Linked DNA regions of Homo sapiens: region 1 is linked to region 2. Evidence: chromatin loops called from intact Hi-C (ENCODE). Cell type or tissue: mammary epithelial cell. All regions are shown on one strand. Links, peaks and the distances in the headings refer to the core of each region. The heading gives the core; the rest is flanking DNA. Region 1 overlaps NLN (neurolysin). Region 2 has its middle 56 kb from the start of ERBIN.

Region 1 (9,297 bases), core at 2,895-7,894, 100 kb before region 2:
GATTTAGACATGTAAAATGTATATCCTATTTTCTCATATCAGACAAGCATTTTTCATCCTATAATTGATAATCATATAATTCATAATAATTCACATTTGGTCTATAAACTTCATGGTGAAAGTAAGTTATGAAAATAACTTTATGATTATTCTTCATTAGCTAAATTGTTCTTCTTGCTCCTTTTGACCACAGTTATTTGATGTGATTTGAATCATGGTCTTTATAGTCTCCTCATTTTATTTCATCCCCAAATTACATTTCTTTGTTGTTCTATTTTTTTTATGTAATTTGGAATTTTTCCTAGAATTTCCAGTTTCCTTTGATTAATCCTATTTTCATCATGATTTCTAAGTTCTTATTTGGAATAATGTTTTTGTTTTTATTTCACATTCTGTGATTCTTATGAATGTTATCAAGATATGAAAGGTTTGTCACTTTACATTTCTTTGTCATAGAGTACTTTTAAATTTTGTGTATTTGAGACCAGCCTGGCCAACATGGTGAAACTCCATTTCTACTAAAAATACAAAAATTAGCCAGGCATGGTGGCAAGCACCTGTATTCCCAGCTACTCAGGAGGCTGAGGCAGGAGAATCACTTGAACCCAGGAGGCAGAGGTTGCAGTGAGCTGAGATCATGCCACTGCACTCCAGCCTGGGCAACAGAGTGAGGCTCCTTCTCAAAAATTAAAATAAAATAAATTTTCTATAGTTTTGGGATTGATCCCACTAAACTTGGGAACAAATTGCTGACTCTAGAGTAGACTGGCACACTATAGTGACCTGATAGACACCAATGCGTTCATCAGATTTGTGTCTTTATTTGAGCTGGTTCATTTCGGGCCTTTATTTTAACAATTTAAGGTAATTTCAGATTTGGTTCTGTAATTCTGGTTTCTATAATTTTTATTGTGTGAACATTTTTTAGGGGCTTCTACAACATTTGCTAACTCTACATCAGGATAATAAAAAATAACTATTGTGTTTGTTTTTGCATTGAAGGTCATTAGGTGAATTTACCTACCTTTAAACATCTTCCATGACAAATGGTTATGTTTATTTAGGCAATTTTTTTAAAAACCTAGAATTACCAGTATTAGTTCTCTGCTGGAGTTGGACACTTTAATAAATGGTAAAACTTATCCCATTCGTACCTAAAGGGCAAAATCAGATATCCAAATATTTTATTTATTTTCTCTGTGATACTGTAAGTTAAATAGGATAGCCATGATATAGCATATAAAGCCTTCATTAATGGCTGGGCATGGTGGCTCACGCCTGTAATCCCAGCACTTTGTGAGGCTGAGGCAGGCAGATCACTTGAGCTCGGGAGTTCAAGACCAGCTTGGGCAATATGGCAAAAACCCATCTCTACAAAAATAAAAAATAGTGGCCAGGTGCGGTGGCTCACGCCTGTAATCCCAGCACTTTGGGAGGCCAAGGCGGGTGGATCACGGGAGGTCAGAAGTTCAAGACCAGCCTGGTCAACATGGTGAAACCCTGTCTCTACTAAATATACAAAAATTAGCCAGGTGTGGTGGCAGGCGCCTGTAATCCCAGCTACTCAGGAGGCTGAGGCATGAGAATTGCTTGAACCCGGGAGGTGGAGGTTGCAGTGAGTCTAGACTGTGCCATTGGGCTCCAGCCTGGGCAACAAGAGCAAAACTTCATCTCAAAAAAATAAAAAATAAATTAATTAATTAAAAATAGAAAAATTAGCTGAGCATGGTGGTAAGTGCCTGTAGTCCCAGCTACTCGGGAGGCTGAGGTGGGAGGATTGCTTGTGCCCAGGAGGTTGAGACTGCACTGAGCAGTGGTTGTGCCACTGTACTCCAGCCTGAGTCACAGAGTGAGACCATGTCTCAGAAAGAAAAAAAAAAAAATCCACACATAAAGGCCTCATTAAGCTGGATAAATAGGATCTTAAATTTATATGATGTCAGCAATTTCAGGCCTGCTCTACTAAAATTAGGATGCTCTGAATAATATTCCCAAGACACCAATAATATATGTAATAATCAAATATATTATCCCAATTGGATATAAAATGTTATTTTAGCTCTTTTTATTTTCCACTTAAAATTAATACATAGAAAAGTGAAATTACTTTTCATAATTCTTCATGCAATATGGGCTCCAGTTATCTATTGATGCATAACATATTACCCCAAACCTTAGTGGCCTGAAATAGCAACCGTCATTTTCTTTTCTCTCACAGTTTCTATGGATCAAGAATTCAGAAAGGAATTAGTTGGACAGTTCTGACTTGGGGTCTGACATGTGGTTTCAGGCAGTGGTGGCTTGGGTTGAAGCAGGTAGGAACTAATCAGGCATCTGTCTTTATTCATGTAGTCTCAAGGTGTCTGTATTTGTCCATTTTCACACTGCTATAAAGAGTACCTGAGACTGGGTAATTTATAAAGAAAGAGGTTTAATTGACTCACAGTTCCACATGGCTGGGAGGCCTTAGGAACTTACAGTCATGGCATAAGGTAAAGGGGAAGCAAGGCATGTCTTACATGATGTCAGGAGAGAGAGCACAGGGGAAGCACCAGACACTTATCAAACAATCAGATCTTGTAAGAACTCACTCACCATCACGAGAACAGCATGGGGGAAACCACCCCATGATCCATTCACTTCCCACCAGCTCCCTCCCTTGACATGCGGAAATTACAATTTGGATTACAATTTGACATGAGATTTGGGTAGGGACACAGCCAAACTTTCATCACACCCCCAGCCCCTCACAAATCTCATGTCCTTTTCACATTTCAAAACCAATCATGCCTCCCCAACAGTCCCCCATAGTCTTAATTCATTCCAGCATTAACTCAAAAGTCCAAGTCCAAAGTTTCCTCTGAGACAAGGCAAGTCTCTTCTGCCTATGAGTCTGTAAAATCAAAGACAAGTTAGTTACTTCTAAGACACAGTGTGGGTACAGGCGTTGGGTAAATGTTCACATTCCAAATGGGAGAAATTGGCCAAAACAAAGGGGCCACAGGCCCTATGCAAGTCCAAAACCTGGCCAGGCAGTCATTAAATCTTAAAACTCCAAAATCTCCTTTGACTCCATGTCTCACATCCAGGGCGCACTGATCCAAGGGGTGGGCCCCCATGGCCTTGGGTGGCTCTGCCTCTGTGGTTCTCAGGTTACAACCCCTGTAGCTGCTTTCACAGGCTGATGTTGCCTGCAGCTTTTTCAGGTGCAGGGTGCAAGCTGTCATGTGGATCTACCATTCTGGAGTCTGGAGGGCAGTAGCCCCCTTCTCACAACTCCACTAGGCAGTGCCCTAGTGGGGACTCTGTTTGGGGGCTCCTGTGCCACATTTCCCTTCCCCACTGCCCTAACAGAGGTTCTCTGTGAGGTCTCTGCCCCCGCAGCAGACTTCTGCCTGGATATCCAGGCATTTCCATACATCCTCTGAAATCTAGGAGGTTCACAAAGCTCAGTTTTTGTCTTCTGCACACCTACAGGCCCAATACCATGTGGAAACCACCAAGGCTTGGGGCTTGCGTCCTGTGAAGCAATGGCCTGAGCTGTACCTTGGCCCCTTTTAGCCCAGCTGGAGCTGGAGCAACTGGGATGCAGGGCACTATGTCCTGAGGCTGCAGAGAGCAGGGGAAGGAGGGGGGAGCACAAAACCATTTTTTTTCTCCTAGGCCTCCAGGCCTGTGATGGGAGGGGCTGTTGTGAAGACCTCTGACATGCCCTGGGGACATTTTCCCCATTGTCTTGGGCACTAACATTTGGCTCTTGTTACTTATGCAAATTTCTACAGCTGGCTTGAACTTCTCCCCAGAAAATGGGTTTTTCTTTTCTACCCCATGGTCAGGCTGCAAATTTTTCAAATGTTTATGCTCTGTCTTTCCTTTAAACATAAGTCCCGATTTCAAACCATCTCTTTGTGTACACACATGGCTGTATGCTGTTAGGAGCACCCAGGCCACCTCTTGAATACTTTGCTTAGAAATTTCTTCTGCCAGATACCCTAAATCATCTCTCTCAAGTTCAAAGTTCCACAGATCTCTAGGGCAGGTGCAAAGTGCCCAGTATCTTTGGTAAAGCATAGCATGGGTGACCTTTACTCCAGTTTCCAATAAGTTCCTCATCTTCATCTGAGACCACCTCAGCCTGGACTTCATTGTCCATATCATTATCAGCATTTTTGGTCACAACCATTCAGTAAATCTAGGAAGTTCCAAACTTTCCCACATCTTTCTCTCTTCTTCTGAGCCCTCCAAACTGTTCCAACCTCTGCCCTTGACCCAGTTTCAAAGTCGCTTCTACATTTTCAGTTTGTCTTTATAGCAGTACCCTACTATCCTAGTACCAATTCTCTGTATCAGTCCATTCTCACACTGCTATAAAGAATACCTGAGACTAGGTAATTTATAAAGAAAGAGGTTTAATTGACTCACAATTCCTCTGGGTGGGAGGCCTTAGGAACTTACAATCATGGCAGAAGGAAGCAAGGTACATCTTACATGGTGGCAGGAGAGAGAGTGAACTTAGGGGAAGCATTAGACACTTATAAAACAACCAGATCTTGTGAGAACTCACTCACCATCATGAGAACAGCATGGGGGAAACTGACCACATGATCCAATCACCTCCTACCATGTCCCTCCCTCAATACGTGGGGATTAAAATTCAGATTACAATTCAAGATGAGATTTGGTTGGGCCACAGCCAAATAATATCAGTGTCTTAGTTAGACTGGGCTGCCATAACAAAATACCATAGACTGAATCCTTTAAATGACAGAAATTAACTTTTTCACAGTTGTAGAGGCTGCAAGTCCGAGATCAGTGTGCCAGCATGGTTGGGTTCTGGTGAGAGCCCTCTTCCTGGCTTGCAAATGGCCCCTTCCCTTCCCTGCTGGCCTTTCCTCAGTGTGTGCACATGGCACGGGTTGGGAGGTGGGGTACAGGAAGGCGAGGGGAGAGAGACAGGGAGAACTCTCCTTCTCTTCCTAAAAGGCCACAATCCTGTCAGATTAAGAACTGCCCTTCTGACCTCATTTAACCTTAATTACCTGCCAAAAGCCTATTTACAAATACAGCCACATTGGGGATAGGGCTTCTACAAAAGAACTTGAAAGGGCACAGTTCAGTCCATAGCGCAGAGCGTCTCCATGTGGTTCATTTGTGTGGGTTAATTTGGGCTTCCTTACAGTGTGGTGGTATCAGGATGGTAGGACTTCTTTCATGAGACTCAGTGCTCCAACATGAGTGTTCCGGCAAGGCACATAGAAGCTACTTTGCACTTATGTGCTGTCACGGAAGTCACATGACATCACTTCTGCCATACCATATGGGTTGACAAGTCACCGCATTCTGCCCAGATTCAAGGAACACCACATCTCAGTCTGGGGAGTATCATTTAATTGGCAGTCATGTTTCAAAACCTTCAAAATAGGGGAGGAGGTGGGGATGGTTAATGGGAACCAAAAGGAAAAACAATAGAATGAATAAGACCTGCTACTTGATAGCACAACAGGGTGACTGTAGTCAATAATGACTTAATTGTACATTTGGAAATAACAAAGTATAACTGGATTGTTTGTAACACAAAAGATAAGTGCTTGAGGGAAGGGATACCCCATTCTCTGTAATGTGATTATTACATATTGCTTGCCTGTCTCAAAACATTTCATGTGCCCCATAAATGTATACACCTACCATATACCCACAAAAAATTTTTTTAAAACCTTCAAAACAAATAATTTGTTGATTAAATGGATGGAAGAAATTACAGTAGAGGATAAGACTAACCGGTGTGTTGTGGTCCTCTCCCTCCCAGTGTATGACTACTAAGACTGCCTTACATTTGTGTAGCAATATGACTCATATAACCTTGATTCCAATCTTATGAGATAGGCTTTTTTATAATATAAGTGGAGAAACTGAAGCTCAGAAACAATAACTTTCCAAGAGCCACATCACTGGTGGGTAAGTGCTTGCCAGAAACCATGTAGACTGTTTGTTAAACCCTTCAAGGGAGGGAGGTATCATGTTTGATTCTATTTTGCACCTCTGGCAGAGTGCCTGATAAAAAGCAAGCATTCAGTAAATGTTCATCAAACTAAAGTGAGAAACCAGTTAGTGGCAGATCCAGAAAATAGGCCTTCGGTAATTGCTGGGACATAAGTTACCCATTTGGAAAAATAAAATAAAATTGAATGTCTTCCTGACAACCAACTGAAAAGCAATTCCTGATGGATTAAAGTCATAAAAGACTAGAGCTTAAAGCTTCTAGATGTCTGTACAGGAAGATATCTTTATGATATCTGGGCAGGGATATATTTATTAAGACGCAGAAACTGCTAACTATGAAATATAAGGCTAATAAACTTGACTATGTTAATATAACTTCTATTCATAAGGAAAAGTGAAAAGAGTTCAAATACTGAGAAAATAACTTTACAAAACATGAAACCAGTGATGCATTCTAGGATATATAAAGAACTACTACAATCAATAACAAAGAAACATCCCAGTAGAAAAATGGGCAAATGATATGTAGAAATATTTCAACAGAAACGCACATAGCAATCAAATGTATGAAAAGATGTTCAATTTTATTAGTAATCAGAGAAATGCAAATGAAGACCATAATAAGTTACCATTCTTCACTCACAAGATTGGCAAAGATTAAGAAAACCAACAATGCCAAGTTATCTTTGTGGATATGGATCAACAAGAATGTTTGTGCACTGCTTCTAAGAGTATAACTGATTCATCACCAAGTTGGAGAAAAACTTAGTATTAGAAAGTTGGAGCTTACATTCTCCACAACCTAGCACATCCTCCCACTCCCACCTCAGTATTTACCTAGAGATACCTTTGCATTTGTGCAAGGTAATATTGAACAAGTGTTCATAGCAACTCAGATTCCCATCAGCAAGAAAATGGATCTATAAATTGTGGCACATTTATGCAATGGAATATTTTATAGCATTAAAATAAATAAGTATAACAACATGGAACAATATAGTTGAATCTTAGTAAAAGTGAAGGAAAGAAACTGCAGAATACTGCATACAATATGATACTTTATAAAGCTCGAAAAGAAGCAAAACTATACAATATATAAGTGGTAAAACTGGAAAAAATGTTTGTCACAAAATTCAAGAGAGTAGTTATTTTTTGCACAGGTTACCTGTTGCATAAGTAAATGCAACGGTATTATTAATGTCCTATTTTATAAGTTGAAGGGTGGATTTAATTTGTCCTCACTACATATATATAGTTATATCCATTTGCAGATATCAGGTTACACATAAAAATTTAACATATATTAAATGTATCCTTAATTCCACTAAGAAAAAAAAAGAGAAAAAGCAGTGAAAACAAGGACTTCCTCATCCTTTTAAGCTAAAAAAATGGCCAAGTGTCAGAAGCCAGCAATTATGGCTGCAGGTATTAGTATTTCCCAATTCTGACAAGGGCTTCTCAATTGTTGGCTTTTAAAAAGCCAACAAACATCCAAGAAGATTTCATACCTGCTCTTTCCAGCCATTTTGGCGAGAAAAATGTACAGTGTCTTCATGTCAAAACAATCAGGCATATTCTATTCCAGTGGCCTGCTAAGGAATAAATGCACAAGAGGAATTCTTTCATGAAATAGAGGCTGAATTATGCAAGCTAAATTTGAGAAGTACAGTGATCTATTGTAATATTGTTTATTTATTTTTTTTAGAGCGGCAGGCTTTGATCTTGCCAATTCATCTTAGCCAATTAGTGATTTAAATAGGAAAGCTTTAATGTTACAGTGCAGATGAATAGGTCATGAGATTAAGTATATGATTTTAAACATTATGTAATCTCTCCTACTTGACCAGCCATGGAGACCCAGCTCCAAATTAAAATACAAGAACCAGAACCGACCGGGTATAGTGGCTCATGCCTGAAATCCCAGCACTTTGGGAGGCCAAGGTGAGCGGATGGCCTAAGCCCAGAAGTTCCAAACCAGCCTGGGCAACATGGCAAAACCCCGTCTCTACCAAAAATACAGAAATTAGCCAGTCTCATAACCCAGTCTCAAAATAAATAAATGAAGAGATAAAAATTTTAAAATTAAGTTTAAAAAGAACCACTACCTTAAAACAATGACAAAAAAAAAAAAAAGATATCCCAAATTCATTTACAATTTCATTCCTTTTATTTTCCATGTCTTCTTGATTTTTGAAATATGTAAGTGTAGTCATTGGTCATAATCAATACTACTAAACTTACAATTTTTTTGGGGTCTTAAAAGCCTAGGGATCCAGATATAAAGCATCAATTACCTTGGCTTAGTTTCCCCATTGGCTAGGCATCCTTCTTTTGTGCCCCTCTTTTTTCCAAGTACTTACCTATTTTTTAACATGATGTGTGATATTGATGTTATCTATTAATATGTCTTTCTTTTCCTTCATGTGACTTAAAGCTCTTCAAGAATATTCCTTTTTGTTTCCTTAGTGCCAGGAATAATTAGGAGCTCAGTAAATGTAAATGTGTGTTGAACTGAACTAGCCCCAATGAAAATGTATCTTCATGCAGTGTGATGCCTCACTTCAGCAACCTTACGCTGTGGCTCACACAGAAGCAGTGAATCTTGCGATGGCATATTGAATTAGTAGTCAGCAAGCAGTGCTGGCTGTATCCCCCTAGCCCAGGAGTGCAGACAACTACCTAAGAATGTCCTCTTCACCATGTAGTAAGATAGCAACTTTATAGTAAATGTCATGGACTGGGGCAGGGGCAAGAGGGAGCAGAAGAACTAAATTACAAATATAATACAATTAGTTATTTCTCTATTTTAGTTTAATTTTTTTGGTTTGGGTTTTTGTTTTTTTGGTTTTGGGGTTTTTGTTTTGTTTTTTGTTTGTTTGTTTGTTTTTCATTTTTTTTTTTTTAGAAACAGGGTCTGGCTCTGTCACCCAGGCTGGACCGTAGTGACGTGATCTCAGCTGACTTCAACCTCTGCCTCCCAGGCTCAAGTGATTCTCCCACCTCAGCCTCCCAAGTAGCTGGGACTACAGGCACACGCCACCAGACCCGGCTATACTCTGTTATCCTATTATAATTCCTTAGCAAATTCAAAGTTCCTAATTCTTTTTTGTTTTTTTTTTTTTTAAATGAGCAGGGTCTCACGCTGTCACCTTGGCCAGAATACAGTGGCACAGTCACAGCTCACTGCAGCCTGAACCACCTGGGCTCAAGTGATCCTCCCGCCTTGTCCTCCCAAACTGCTGGGATTACAGGCATAAGCCACCACACCCAGCCCTGAATTCTATTTTTTTTTTTTTT
Region 2 (9,297 bases), core at 2,607-7,606:
AATCGATATGGATAATTCTTAAACTGTCCCTCTTTATTGCTCACGGCTTTCCTGGGTGTTCACAGTCTTCCTGGGCGCCCTGGTCACTGGCCCTGATCCAGCCACACCTTCTCACAGGTACTCTTATGAAAATTAAGCCCTGAAATAGGCAGAATATTGTCTGGTTTGAGTCTCACAACTTTTTCTCCTAGATAGAATTAAGGAGGCAATGAACAGCCAAAACAGAAACAGGAGGGAGTTGTGAGAGAGTAGCAAAGGGGTTGAATAATTTGAAGCATAGTTAATTGGCCTTTGAATAATCAGATTGCTACAAAAGTATCAGCTTATTTACTTTTGAAATATTATATTACCCCCATACCAGGAAAATAAAGGAATGAGGGGGAAATTACCTATAATCCAGTCACTCCCATAGGACCACTCTAAGCATTATGTAATACTATACTCGCTCCCATTTTTTCCCAGCCTCCTTTTCAAATGGTTATAAGTCACAGTGTAATCATTAATTGTCTAAAATGAATAGTGGTATCCTGGTGGCATAAGATAATTTTTATAAGTGGCCTTAGAGGAACATTGAATATAAAGTAAATGATCATTGTACCCTCTTTACCCTGCTATAAATCATTACTCTCTTTAAGGACATAGAAGGAAATGTGGGCTTATGTTCCAGGTACCTAACATACAAACAGGAAGTCGTGCAGACCTGAGACAGTCTGGTATATTAGCACTGAAATACAGCTACCTTTTAAATTAGTAAGAACTTTTTTTTAACTTATGTATGTTTTGTGGCATGGTAGCATGAAAAGATCACTGGTCTTAGAGGTGGGAGACTCAGGCTATAGTCCTAGCTTTGGCATTAACTGTGTGGTCTTGGGTTTAGTTTTCCTTCTGTACTAAATCAATTCAGATCTCCCGCATACCTGTCAGTGAGTGCGTTAATGTGACCCTGTTTGTCCGTGCCTGATACATGCCCACCCCTGAAGCTGGAGGTGAGATCACCCCTCTCTACACTAAAAAGACCTTGAGTCGGGAAAGAGTCCAGCCCCCAGAATTCCATGGGATGGGTTGTTACCAGAAGGGGAAATGGATTTGAGCAGGCAAAAACACTAGATGTTATCTAACTTTGTTCTCCGTATCTTTATCCCCAAAATGAAGGGATTGGTGTAAAAAGTTCTATTAATAAGTCTCTCTAGATCTGCCTTCACAGGATTGAAAGTACAGAATTGTACCAGTTGAAGTATGAAAAAAACTATGCTCTTCATTTGACTTCTAATTTGTGGTATCTACTCTCTATGACTTCAGGGCAATTTCATGAGTTCAGACCAGGAGTTTTAAACCAGGTTCCTGAGTGACTTTCCTGTTTTTGTGAGCTGTCTGTGTATACTTCCTGCAGAGAGAATGTTTTATTAATAGCAACATATGCCCTGAAACAACATACTTCTTTGACCCCAACACCGTTTTTATCTTTGGAAAACCGATGATGTGTTACTAAGTGTTAAGAATAGTTTATTATTTACTGTGCAGTTGCCAAACCGAATTTATTTTTACTCAAACTGGACAGTACCTGGCTAATACAATGACTCCCCCAAATTCAAGTTTTTCGCGGCATGTCGTCTTATTCTACAAGCTGGGAGAGTGTGTGAGATCAAAGGAATGTGCAAACAGGCCGGAGCCATGGCTCACGCCAGTAATCCCAGCACTTTGGAAGCCCGAGGCAAGCGGATCACTTGAGCTCAGGCATTCAAGACCAGCCTGGGCAACATGGAGAAACCCGGTTGTATTAGGGTTCTCTTAGAGGGACAGAACTAATAGGATATATAAAATATTATATATATATATCATATATACACATATATCATATATACATACATATATATCATATATATACACATATATATATCATATATATGAGAGTTTATTAAGTATTAACTTACATGATCACAAGGTCCCACAATAGGCTGTCTGCAAGCTGAGGAGCAAGGAGAGCCAGTCCAAGTCCTAAAACTGAAAAACTTGGAGTACAATGTTTGAGGGCAGGATCAGCATGGCAGAAAGATAAAGGCTCGGAGGCTAGGCCCATCTCTTTTTCACATTTTTCTACCTGCTTTATATTCACTGGCAGCTGATTAGGTTGTGCCCGCCAGATTAAGGGTGGGTCTGCCTTTCCCAGCCCACTGACTCAAATGTTAATCTCTTCTGGCAACACCCTCACAGACAAATCCAGGATCAATACTCTGTATCTTTCAATCCAATGAAGTTAACAGTATTAACCATCACACTGGTCTTTGCAAAAAGGACAAGAATTAGCCAGGCATGGTGGCACATGCCTGTGGTCCCAGCTACTTGGGAGGCCGAGGTGGGAGGATCACTTGAGCCTGGGGGACAGAGGTTGCAGTGAGCCTTGATTGCACTACTGCACTCCAGCCTGGGTGACAGAGTAAGACCCTGTCGAAAAAAAAAAAAAAAAAAGGAATGTGCAAACATACTTTAAGCATAATTTTGCCCTGACAACTCTTTTTTCCCCAATCTCTACTTGAACGATTATTTTTAATGGGACTGGCTCTGACAAAATAATCCTCACAGGACCTTTAAATTACATAATTAAGCAGAATAAAACAATGTATAATAAAAAGTTTCCTGTTCTTCAATTCTAATAGCAAATTTGCATATATATTCTCTCCATTAGCAAACTGGGATAATAATAGTGGCTCTCTATCTCAGAAGGTTGTTGAACTGATTAAAACGAGATAATGCATGTAAAATACGTGGCACAATGTTTGATGCAAACAAAATGGCCATAAATATTAGCTATTACTGTTTTACCATCCATAAAAAGAATATAATGCCTACCTCAGAGGGTGATTCTGATGATCGAAAGGGATACAAAGTGTTTAACAGGCCAGCACAGTGGCTTCACGCCTGTAATCCCAGCACTTTGGGAGGCTGAGGCGGGCAGATCACCTGAGGTCAGGAGTTCGAGACCAGCATGACCAACATGGAGAAATCCCATCTCTAATAAAAACACAAAATTAGCCAGGTATGGTGGCGCGCCTGTGGTCCCAGCTACTTGGGTGGCTGAAATGGGAGTATCGCTTGAGCCTGGGAGGCAGAGGTTGCAGTGAGTCTAGATCTGGCCACTGCACTCCAGCCTGGGAGAAAGAACAAAACCCTGTCTCGAAATTAATTAATGTAATTAAATGTTTAACATATGTTTAAAACACACATATATAAGCATATAAAGTGTTTAATATTTAAAAATAATTTCTGCTGCTGCTAATAGAAGAAATTTGTGGCTGTTTTTAAGGAATAATAGAATTTCCAAAATCAGTGTCTAGCAACATTTACCTTACTCATGAATTTAAAAAAACCTTCTGATTAGAATACCAGTTTCACTGCTGTTTAATAGTTTAACCCTATTTTGAATCAGCAAATTAGTGTTATGGTTAATTTTATATAAAACATAATGAAATGCATGTCCCAGCTCTGTCATCAAGCAGCTATTCCATCTTGGGCACATTCTTAATGTTTCTAGGCCTTCCTTACCTTATCTTTTAAAGGGCTATTATAATACTTATCTTGTGTACTTCCCATCATAATAATAAAATATTATGTGAGGTTGAAAATTTCCTTATCTTTAAAAGGGCTATAATAATACTTATCTTGTGTACTTTTCGTCATAATAATAAAATATTATGTGAGGTTGAGTTGATTAAAGAACCTTGTAAAGGGTCAAAAGAATAACAATCTGGCAGGGAGCGGTGGCTCATGCCTGTAATCCCAGCACTTTGGGAGGCCGAGGCAGGCAGATCACCTGAGGTCGGGAGTTTGAGACCAGCCTGACCAACATGGAGAAACCCCATCTCTACTAAACATGCAAAATTAGCCGGGTGTGGTGGTGCATGCCTCTAATCTCAGCTACTCAGGAGGCTGAGGCAGGAGAATTGCTTGAACCTGGGAGGTGGAGGTTGTGGTGAGCCAAGGTTGGGTCATTGCACTCCAGCCTGGGCAACAAGAGTGAAACTCCGTCTCAGAAAAAAAAAAAAAGTAACAATCTAACAATAATTTCTTGACTTGTCATGTACCAACTAAATGCCAAGCCTATGCTAACTGCTATATTTATATTGTCTCATTTAATTCTCACAACAGCTCCATTAAGTAGTTGCTATTTTTATGTTTATTTTACAAATGAGGATCCTAAGTCTTAGAGATGTTACGTAACTTGCTTAAAGTCACATTTCATATTAAATGTGCAAATAAACATCTATTCAAACTCCAGATTACTCTTAACCTTTCTACTATAAAAATGCAAGTTATTATTATTTTTGTATAATAAGCAGTTTTTTTTAATGACATCGTGGTAGGGAAGCCCATAGAGGTGATTATTCAAATAGTAATTTTTTTTTTTTATGAGACAGAGTCTCACTCTGTCACCCAGGCTGGAGTGCAGTGGAGCAATCTTGGCTCACTGCAACCTCCGCCCCATGGGTTCAAGCAATCCTCGTGCTTCAGCCTCCCAAGTAGCTGGGACTGCAGGCATGTGCCACCACTTCCAGCTAATTTTTGTTTTTGTTTTTGTTTTGAGATGGAGTCTTGCTCTGTTGCCAGGCTGGAGTGCAGTGGTGCGATCCCGGCTTACTGCAACCTCTGCCTCCCGGGTTCAAGCGATTCTCCTGCCTCAGCCTCCTGAGTAGCAGGGACTAAGGTCGCTAGCCACCCCACCCAGCTAATTTTTTTTGTATTTTAGTAGAGAAGGGTTTTCACCATGTTGGCCAGGATGGTCTCGATCTCCTGACCTGGTGATCTGCCCGCCTCAGCCTCCCAAAATGCTGGGATTATAGACATGAGCCACCACACCCAGCCTAATTTTCGTATTTTCAATAGAGACGAGGATTTCCATGTCTGTCAGGCTGGTTTCGAACTCCTGACCTCAGGTGATCCACCCACCTCTGCCTCCCGAAGTGCTGGGATTAGTCATGAGCCACCTCATCCGGCTCAAATAGTAATTTACTAACACATTTTACTCACACATTTCTGACATTTTTAAGGGAACAGTGGTAAATAAAAATGACTACTCCTTGAAATATGTGTTTAATTTTCTAGGGAGAGGTGGATCTTGTTCCTTTTTGAAGTAGGAGCCAGGCTAGCCAGTGTTCCCTTCTCCTCTAGGAGCCATACACTTGATGGACATAAAACATTGCAGAGAAAACAGAAGCCCTTTCTTCTAAAAAGATTACAACTCATATTTGCTTCAAATAAGACCTGAAATAGCTGCTCACTCCTAAAAGAGTATCTGAACTTTATGGGAAAAGAAGAGCACCATCAAGTAGGCAACCATTCCTGGGGAGAAGTTGATTTGGCTATCAGGTTAAATAAACATCTTTTATATTTCAATCTATTCCATGGTCCTTGTATTAGTCCATTTTCATGCTGCTGATAAAGACATACCGAAAACTGGGTAATTTATAAAGAAAAAGAGGTTTAGTGGACTCACTGTTCCACGTGGCTGGGGAGGCCTCACAATCATGGCAGAAGGCGAAAGGCACATCTTACATGGCAGCAGACAAGAGAGAATGAGAGCCAGGCAAAAGGGGAAACCCCCTTATAAAATCATCAGATTCAAATCTCGTGAGACTTACTCACTACCACGAGAACAATATGGGGGAAAACACCACCATGATTCAATTATCTTCCACCAGGCCCCTCTCACAACATATAGGAATTATGAGAGCTACAATTCAAGATGAGATTTGGGTGGGGACACATCCAAACCTTGTAAGTCCTCATCCAAAATAATTATTTTGCTTAATTTTAGACTATAGATTTTTATAAACAAACCTCTTTGAAGCACTAATAGCTGAGTTTTTCCATTATTAGACCCTTAGAGTCTTTGAAAGTAGGTACTAAGAAACTTGTGGTCTAGGGGTAAGAAGAGCTCTGCTGCTTGTTTAGGTTTAATTTTGAGCCACAAAATGACCTCAACTTTTATATAATTATACTATATCTTGGCTGTCAATTTATAATTGCCCACCAGAAAACCAAGATTGTTGATTCTTAATGAGGCAAACCCAGCAGTGTGATGGAGCCAACTCCTACATGCTGTGGATAATTGATTATTAAACATTTAAAATTTTTTAATCCCAACATTTTTGAAGGCTGAGGCAGGAGGATTGCTTGAGGCCAGGAAGACAATACCAGCCTGGGCAATATAGTAAGACTCTGCCTCTCTCTCTCTCTCTCTATGTATATGTATATATATATACATAATTTTTTTTAAATTAGCCTGGTGTGATGGCATGTGCCTGTAGTCCTAGCTACTCTGGAGGCTGAGGTGGAAGGATGTCTTGAGCCCAGGAATTTGAAGTTACAGGGATATATATATATCACTGTGATCTATCTATCTATCTATCTATCATCTATCTATCTATCTATCTATCTATCTATCTATCATCTATCTATCATCTATCTATATCTATCTATCTATCTATCTATCTATCTATCTATCTATCTATCTATCTATCATCATCTATCTATCATCTATCTATCTGTCTGTCTATAGAGAGAGAGAGAGATAATTTTTATGAGAGTTATATGAGGCAATGTTAAACCTTGGTAGCTTGAAATCAGACATGATGGGGGTATTTATACCTCAGAAAATGGCAAATGCTGCCAGTCAGGTCCTCCATTTCCCCGTTTCCTTTCTCCATGTATCCCCCACCCATCCACCCACCCAACCTGCCCTGAGAGCCTGTTCACCAGCACACAATTGAGTAGAGCCATCCTGTTTCCAGTGAAGTATCAGAAAATGAACCCCAGGCCTGATGCTCTGTTGCCAATGATCAGCAACCCGCTTCTCATCATACTTAGAAAATGGCAGCCCTCACAGCCTTGGTTACCAACCCAGGCAAATGTGAAACTCCAAATACCAATGGTAAGAGAATAATTTTCATCTCTGAAGGTCAGAAGTTCACTTTAAAGTGTCAGCTGCTGTTTGGCAATGATAGGTTGACATGGAGTACCAAAATATTCTAAGGTCTGTGGGAAATGAGTGACTCATTTTCCCAATCAGCAGAGTAGGGGAAATTCATCCCTCAAAACATGATGGGATTTTCCTTCCAATGTCATTAATCACAATGAATATGTTTGAGGATTATACAGTAACAAGGTGGGAGAAACTAGATCTCATGCAGTCAAAATACGTGAAGAACAGTTCTCCATTGGACTAGGTAATTCATTATTCTACTAATTTTGCCTTGTGTAAATCCTGCCTTCTCTGTATATCAGCCAGGCCAGAACTGTTCTAACTTGTACATTTCATCTTCCAGCGAATGTTCCAAGAAACATGTTTGTTTATTTTGTTTGTTTTCTGCAGATTTATCAGGACTTTATTTAATTCACCTGAGGCCTAACATAACATCTGACTCAAGCCTGTGAATATTTGTGTTTCTTAGTCTTTGGGCTCACAGTATAGAAATGAACTAGAAATGAACTAAAATCCTGGAAAACAATCCAGGGTCTTTGCCAAATAAAGAAATATATATTCCTTCAGACTAGGACTATACAGTACCTGGTTTGAATCTAGTGAAATCTCCCCCAACAATTGTGGAACCCATACACACTTTCAATTCTCATTCTTTTTTTAAGACCTTAGGAAAAAGAAACTACATCAGGCATCTTTATGAGACAGGTGAGCATGAAGTTCACGAAATTTTAAAATTAACATCTAAAGCAGAAATTCTCAATTGTGGCTCATATTAGAATCATCTAAGGGGCTTTAAAAAAATCTCAATATTCAGGCCACACCACAGACCAATTAAATGAGAATTTTGGGGGTGAGACCCAGGCATTGATAGTTTTTAAAGCTCCCTAGACAATTTCAATGTGCGCCAAGGCTTTTCTGTTTGTTTTTTATCTTTATTATTTATTTATTTATTTATTTATTTTCAATGTGCGCCAAGGTTTGAGAACCACTGACTTAAAGCAATAAACTTGGTTTTCTGCCAGGTGAGATTTATTCTGTGTTTAGTCACTCTTCCTAATATATTAGAAATCTTCATTTCCTTAGTGTCCGATTGCCCAGTTGTTGGCTTTAAGACTTTAAATAGACAATGAATCATGCATTAAAAACAATGATCTGGAATAGGCCAGCTACCTGATGTACCAAAGCTGTGATCATGTTACATCCTTGCTCAAAAAACTTCTTGGTTAATAAGATCTGATATTGGTGAAAGTACAGAGCAGAAAGCGTTTGAATACCTTCTTTAAGAGCATAAATTGATGCAAATTTTCCAGAGAGCAAATTGAAAGCATATCTCAAATTTTAATACATATATATCCAGCAATTCTACTTTTAAGAATTTAGTCTAAAGAAATAATTGGCAAGTGTGCAAAGGTATTCATACAAAGATATTGATAACAACATTGGTTATGTTATTAGTAATATATATTTTCTAGATATGTTTTCATTTCAGTGCATCCAAGCTTTTGAAATACTGGAGGCTTGTTCAAAAGCCTTAATAGTATATATTGATATGCAAAAGTGTTCACAACCCATTACTGAATTAAAGAAAAATACAGATTGCCAAAAAGCATGTCTAGTATAATTCCACATATGTTTTTAAAAAAAGATCTATATTTTTATAAATTTTAAAAGGCTGGGGCTAGGTGTGGTGGCTCATGCTTGTAATTCCAGCAGTTTGGGAGGCCAAGGCAGGAAGATCACTTGAGCTCAGGAGTTCGAGACCAGCCTGGCCAACATGGTGAAACCCCATATCTACCAAAAATACAAAAAATTAGCCTGGTGTGGGTGCACACCTGTGGTTACAGCTACTCAGGAGGCTGAGGTGGGAGGATTGCTTGAGCCTGGAGGCAGAGGCTGCAGAGAGCCTGCAATGAGCCACTTCCACTCTAGCTTGGGTGACAGAGTGAGACTCCTGTCTCAAAAAAAAAAAAAAAGTTGGAAAATTGTACCCAAACTATTAACTGACTGCATCTGAGGAATAAAATTATACCAAGATAGGAGGGGAAAGCTTTGCCTCATTCTTTCTACACTTGTGTATTGTTTGAATTTTTTAAATGTACATGTGTTACGATTATAATTTACACAATGCAAACATGTTAAATTATTTTTTACCCACCACTTTCTATAGAATAAAGTCTAAACTTCTTAGCTTTATATTTAAAGCACTCAACAATTTGTCCCTCAACTACCTTTTGCCAGTCATTTAGACAAGTTTGTTGATAGAATTGAATTTCACTTTCATCTCTCCTATTTATACTAACTTGAGCCCAACTGTTCCCACC

What was found. Peaks named below come from ENCODE experiments on the same cell type or tissue, not always from the same donor. Only the 100,000 strongest peaks of a DNase experiment are listed, where the experiment ranks them.
Region 1: a loop joins it to region 2, with 3 times the contacts of the local background. A loop is called at or near these places in 3 of 110 quality-filtered maps.

The regions. Positions count from the first base shown.
Region 1 is chr5:65,763,845-65,773,141 of GRCh38, forward strand. All of the region lies in intron 3 of NLN (neurolysin), which reads left to right. Among named protein-coding and RNA genes, the nearest start is that of NLN, 46 kb to the left of the region's middle. In mammary epithelial cell, for the core only: no CTCF peak of the experiment used is centred there; a DNase peak (open chromatin) is centred at 5,897; H3K27ac peaks cover 585 bases.
Region 2 is chr5:65,866,348-65,875,644 of GRCh38, forward strand. No RefSeq gene overlaps it. Among named protein-coding and RNA genes, the nearest start is that of ERBIN, 56 kb to the right of the region's middle. In mammary epithelial cell, for the core only: no CTCF peak of the experiment used is centred there; DNase peaks (open chromatin) are centred at 5,004 and 7,064; H3K27ac peaks cover 515 bases.